Regions from separate parts of the Homo sapiens genome. Here region 2 is linked to region 1. The links are chromatin loops, found by intact Hi-C in ENCODE. Cell type or tissue: Caco-2. All regions are shown on one strand. Each heading gives the region's core, and the rest is flanking DNA. Links, peaks and the distances in the headings are about the cores only.

What was found. Hi-C counts contacts between places; a loop is a spot of excess contacts. Peaks named below come from ENCODE experiments on the same cell type or tissue, not always from the same donor. Only the 100,000 strongest peaks of a DNase experiment are listed, where the experiment ranks them.
Region 2: it touches region 1 in a loop (4-fold over the local background); 3 of 110 quality-filtered maps call a loop at or near these places.

What each region holds. Positions count from the first base shown.
Region 1 is chr4:169,206,867-169,209,785 of GRCh38, forward strand. All of the region lies in intron 2 of SH3RF1 (SH3 domain containing ring finger 1), which reads right to left. Among named protein-coding and RNA genes, the nearest start is that of SH3RF1, 63 kb to the right of the region's middle. In Caco-2, for the core only: no CTCF peak of the experiment used is centred there; a DNase peak (open chromatin) is centred at 1,355.
Region 2 is chr4:169,149,472-169,152,390 of GRCh38, forward strand. The region is part of intron 4 of SH3RF1 (SH3 domain containing ring finger 1); the gene reads right to left. Among named protein-coding and RNA genes, the nearest start is that of SH3RF1, 120 kb to the right of the region's middle. In Caco-2, for the core only: no CTCF peak of the experiment used is centred there; no DNase peak of the experiment used is centred there.

The DNA.
Region 1 (2,919 bases), core at 258-2,757:
GCTCATGCCTGTAATTCTAGCACTTTGGGAGGCAGAACTGGGATCACTTGAAGCCAAGAGTTCAATACTGGCATGAACAACATAGTAAGACCCCATTTCTCTTTTTTTTTTGAGACAGGGTTTCACTCGTCACCCAGGCTGGAGTGCAATAGCATGATTGTAGCTCACTGCAGCCTTGATCTCCCAGGCTCAAGCTATCCTCCCACCTCAGCCTCCCAAATAGCGGGGCTACAAGTGGGTGCTACCATGCCTGGCTAACTTTTTTCTCTAAAGCAGAGACAAGGTTTTGCTAGGTTGCGCAGGCTGGTCTCAAACTCCTAAGCTCAAGCAATCCTCCTGCCTCAGCCTCCCAACAGGCTGGGATAATAAGAGCCTGGCCAAAAGACGCCACCTCTACAAAAAATAAAAGAATTAGTCAGGCATGGTGGCATGCTCCTGTACTCCTAGTTACTTGGGAAGCTAAGGCAAGAGGGTCACTTGAGCCCAAGAGTTTAAGGTTACAGTGAGCCATGATCGTGCCACTGTGCTCCAGTCTAGGTGACTGAGTGAGACCCTGTCTCAAATAAATAAGTAATTTTAAAGAGAAATGAGATCTAATTTCTGGATATTATACCATTTGCTAAACCAAAATTCCTACATTTTAAAACAAGTCATATACCAAAACCTTTTAGGATTACACTCTGGCCTCTGAATCAACAATACCCTAAGAAGAACTGCCAAGACTAGAATTCTGTCCATAGTATGTGGTCAGCTCTGCAGTGGTCTTTCTCATTCTTGAGGCAGTCCAGGTTCTGGATGCTTCGAGCTTTGCTATGAAGATAAACCCAACTCTAGAATGTGATGGCTGGGCCAGTCCCAGTCAATCTACATCTACGTAAGACACTTGTTTAGAAAGCTCCCTTTTTCTTAACTCCTTGTCTACTATGTCAAAAGCCAAGACTCAGCAGAGGACAAGAGACAGTTGTTTATACAGGTGCCACTTTCTAAAGGGTCCTCACAGAAGCAAACCTCTCCCCACAGAGCTGGACTCAGATCACAGGCCTAATGACACCATGGGGGGTGTCAGTAGGGGTGGGGGGATCCTGCACCAAAGAGAGAAGCAGGGTCCTGGGATGAGGGGGATGGGAACCAAAACAAAATTGAATGAGCATAGACTCTACTTTGCCAGGCTTCCACATCTGGGGGTAGGATGCTATGCACTAGGTAACATGAAACATACTAAAATAAAAGCATACGTGGAAACGTAAAGATTGAACCCAGAATTGCTTATTTAAGTCCTCAAGTTTTTTTTTTTTTTCCTAAAAGGAAACCACATTCCTTCACTAACCCTCCTTCATCCCCACCCCCACTGCCTGACCCCAAGTAATAGCCGTTTCTGTCCAGAGTTTAAATGACCTCTGCCCTTCCACCCACTTTATCTTCTATAGGAATTTCATTCATCCTTTTGTTGCCCACTGGAACACATTGTGCCCTCATTTTCCCTCTCACTTTTAATCATATGCCTAAAGAAAGTCTTGTAATAGGCAAAGGAAGCAGCAATGGGTAGGGGAGAAAAGATGAAAATTAAGTCCTACTGTGATAAAATTATACTTCTTTTTAGTAGGACAGACACAAATGTTTCTTAAAAATATGAGTGTATGTGTATGATATAATAATAAATAATTGTTTTCATTCCTAATTACTAAATTAAGAACATATAATCTAAAAGGCAATTAGTCATCTTAGTTATACCAATTTCACTCTGTCTTAGTGCCCCAAGGAGAAGAGGAGATGACACACACTGAGTTTTGAATCAGGCATCAAACATCTAGTCTGAAGCTGCATCAGGCTTGGCATCAAACATCTAGTCTGAAGCTGCATCAGGCTTGCCTTATCTCTCTGCCTCCTTCATTCAGGTCCAGCTCCTGGAAAGCTACCCAACATTCATTTCAAGTCCTTTGTAATTCAAGGGAAAGCCAAGAAGTAGGAGTGGGCCTACGCAGAAACCCCTGGGCATGAATAAAGATTTGAGAACTTTTCTCAAGATAGTTACTGTGACTAAAAAAATAAGCAAGGGACTGAAAAAAAGAAAAAAAAGAAAAGAAAGAAAATGAGACAAAAGATGAAAAACACACCAAACAAAATAAAAAATGAGGCAGTAGGACAGGGCGTGGTGGCTCACGCCTGTAATCCCAGCACTTTGGGAGGCTGAGGAAGGTGATCACTTGAGGTCAGAAGTTCGAGACCAGCCTGGCCAACATGGTGAAACCCCATCTCTACTAAAAATACAAAAATCAGCCAGACACGGTGGCACGCACCTGTGATCCCAGCTACTCAGGAGGATGAGGCAGGAGAATCGCTTGAACCCAGGAGGCGGAGGTTGCAGTGAGCTGAGATCATGCCACTGCACTCCAGCCTGAGTGACAGAACAAGACCCTGTCCGAAAAAAAAAAAAAAATGAGGCAGCAAGTTATAGAAAAAGAGTGTCCTTTCAGCCAACTTGTCCTTCAGTTCTCAGATAAGGATCCACTTCATCCGGGATGCTTTCCCTGATGCCAAGTCAGTTTAAGGTATCGTCCCCCGGGAACTCTCCTACTACATTCCTCATCCTACAGCACCTATCCTCGTGGGCTGTAATTAAATAGTTAACAGTCCACCTTCCCTACTGGAATAACAGAGTGAGGACAGGGACCATATCTTGCTTGTAATTGCAGTATTTTCAGTATCAACATTAGCTCATGGTGAGAGTCAGTAAGCACTATTAGAAAAGTAAACAATATAAGTTCAAACCCTGGTCCCACCATTAACTCACACTGTGACATAAATATACTCAAGTTTGCTTATCTGTAAAATGAAGATAAGAAGATAGATAACACTGTAATGTACCGGAAAGTGTTGGTGCAATTCATGCCATGCAATAAATGTTAACTGCTTTTTCTT
Region 2 (2,919 bases), core at 88-2,587, 58 kb before region 1:
AAAAAAAGCTACTCAAAGGCAGATCCAATGTATTCAGTCAGAATTACAGATGAAAGTATGGTGCTAAGCAACGAGTAATTCTCCCTTACTGACTTCTCAACAATGTCTTTAAATTTCACTTACAAAAATTTATTTACTTCAGGTTTGAAAGGGAAATTTGGATGCTAAGCAACACAGTAATTCCCTCTTCCCAACTTACCCACAATCTCCCTAAATTTCTTTTATAAACATTGATTTAACTTTTTAATTTTTAAAGGAAAATAATACATCTAAAGGAAAAAATATATCCAAAAGTATAAATGATGCTATCTTTTTATATAGTTCAATCAACTCTTTGATTATTAGATCAAAGGTTATTATTGTGCCCTTCTGCTATCATTATTCTCAAGAGGAAAGGCTTTTAGTTAAAAAATAAAGTTAGCATTGTTATTCTTAGCTCCTCCAGGGGTCACCTTGGCAACTTCAAACTATGTACCTACACTTCTACTTCTTATTCTTTGGAACACAGACATTACCTTCCAATTCTCTCATTCCCTAGAAGAGGAAGCTAGCACCCCCACCTTTAAGGCCACTTGTGCTCCCTGAGCCCTTTGATTTCCCATTGTTAAGGCTGATAACACACTCTATCCATAGCCAGAGAAATGTCTCCCATGATTTGTCTATGGTTGATTCTAGAAAGTGAATACAACTAATTACTCCAAATTGTACACTTTAAATATGTGTAGTTTATTGTATGTAACTTACGTCAATAAACTTATTTTAAAAGTGAGGATCCTTGACAATAAGTCTGTCCTACCTCAGCTCAAAGTAAGTCAAAGGAGAAATTGCAAATAGGTGAAAATTCATCTCAGAAAGAATCAGTGAGTCTTTTCTTCTTAACATTTTATTTTTTAAATTGACAAAATTGTATATCTTTATCATGTATAAGATGATGTTTTAAAATATGTATACACTGTGGAATGGCTAAATTGAGCTAATTAACATACGTATTACCTCAGATAGGTATCATTTTTTGTGGTGAGAACACTTAAAAATCCACTCTCAGCATTTTTCAAGAATACAATAATATACTGTTATTAACTATAGTCACCCTATAGAACTCTTGAACTTACTCCTCCTACATAACTAAAATTTTATATCCTTTGACCTACGCTACCCCCAGGGGGGTCTTCTCTACAAAGCTGGCCCTCTACATGCATCTTAGGGCCCCATGTCCGAGGAATGGAGGACTGACTGCAGTACGCCATTTTATGTGAGGGACTTGAGCATCCGCAGATTTGGAAACTGTGAGGAATCCTGAAACCAACGCCCTGTGGATACTGAGGGACAACTGTATTTAAGAAATAAATAACCAGTAGAGATTACAAGATCTAAGCCATAGAGTATTGCTACCATTAATTTGGGAAAATTCTAAACTAGGTACAATCAAATAGCCTAGTTTTTAAAAAAACAGGAAAAAAGCTTGCATTAAGGTCACATAGACCAGCTGGTCTGAAGAATGTAACATCCTGACGTAACACCAAGATAAACCAATGATAAGATATACACATAGGCAGTGAATGATGGGAGAATTAGCTGAAAAATGTAGAAGTTGGCAAAATCTACAAACATGTTTGTTTTGAGTTTAGAACCTTTCATTATAAAAGTTCATAGGTTGCTCATTCATTCAACCAATATTTATTGAAAGCGTACTACAGGCGCTGTGCAAAGACCCTGCGGAACCGGCCCTTGGGAGTTTGAATTCTAATGGGGAAATGGAGGGTGAGGGGTCAGCTAGTAACTACATCAACAAATAACTGGAAATACTCACAGAGAGAAAAAAGGGTTAATAATTTCTAGGGATAATAATAACAATGGTGATAATAATCACAGCCATCACTGACATTGCTCTTGCTGGTACCAGGCACTATTCTTAAGTATCACTGGAACTTATTATTTTACAAATGAAGAGCCAGGCCCATAGTCACTTAGATAATTAGTAGTAGAGTCAAGATTGGAATCCTGGCCATCTGGCTCCAGAGTCCAAGCTTTCTCCCACTATGGCACCAGTATGTGTTTGGGGTACAGCAAGTGAAGAGGAGGCACTCCCTTAGATGAGGTGAGAGAAAGTCTGTCAGAGGAAGTGACAGCTGACACGAGATCTAAACAAATGAGAAATGTAGCCCTTGTTTCTAGCAGTAACTACTGAGTAAGAATAGTTGTCTATGAGGCCACTCCAACTTCAGGCCTTCTGCACATTACCTTTTATCATCTATAGCAGAGGAGCAAGTTGCTAAATAACTTTTTTGGTGTTGAAAAACTGAGTGGGCGATATTTCAAACAAATGACTAGGAATCAAAATAAAATGAGAAACTTAATAAAAATTTATAGTTCACCGTAAGCCTACAATACACAATTATGTTTGGGAAGCATCCAAAATTCCATATTCAGCACTTATTTCATTCATATTTTTTGCTTGCTTAAGAATCATGTCATCCAAACTTGAATGAATGAGTCAGCTCCAAATTAATAGGGTTAAAAATCTTTCCTTCTATTTTACAGAAAACTAGTGTTTTTGAACAAAGAAGCAGATTAAAAATCTGTTTTTTTAAAACTGTATTCAGTCCTTAAAAAATATACCCTTTTATACATATCATGGCATGGTGTCTTCAAGAACTGCTTTTAACCTTTACTATTTTCCAGCTTACACAAGTGAAGAAAGGGCCTGTCTAAATTGAATAGAACCCATAACCTCTAAGGCTCAACCAAAGAGAGGTCTGAAAGAATCTCCGGAGGGGAAGGGTGAATGTGATCAAAGCAAGAGAACCCTTACCCTTATCTTAAGAGCTCAACAAGGACTCCAAGGCAAAGAATCCAGGGCCATTTATATAGCCATTCTTTCCCCTACTCACTTCTCCCAACCAGACTCTCCTCCATTCA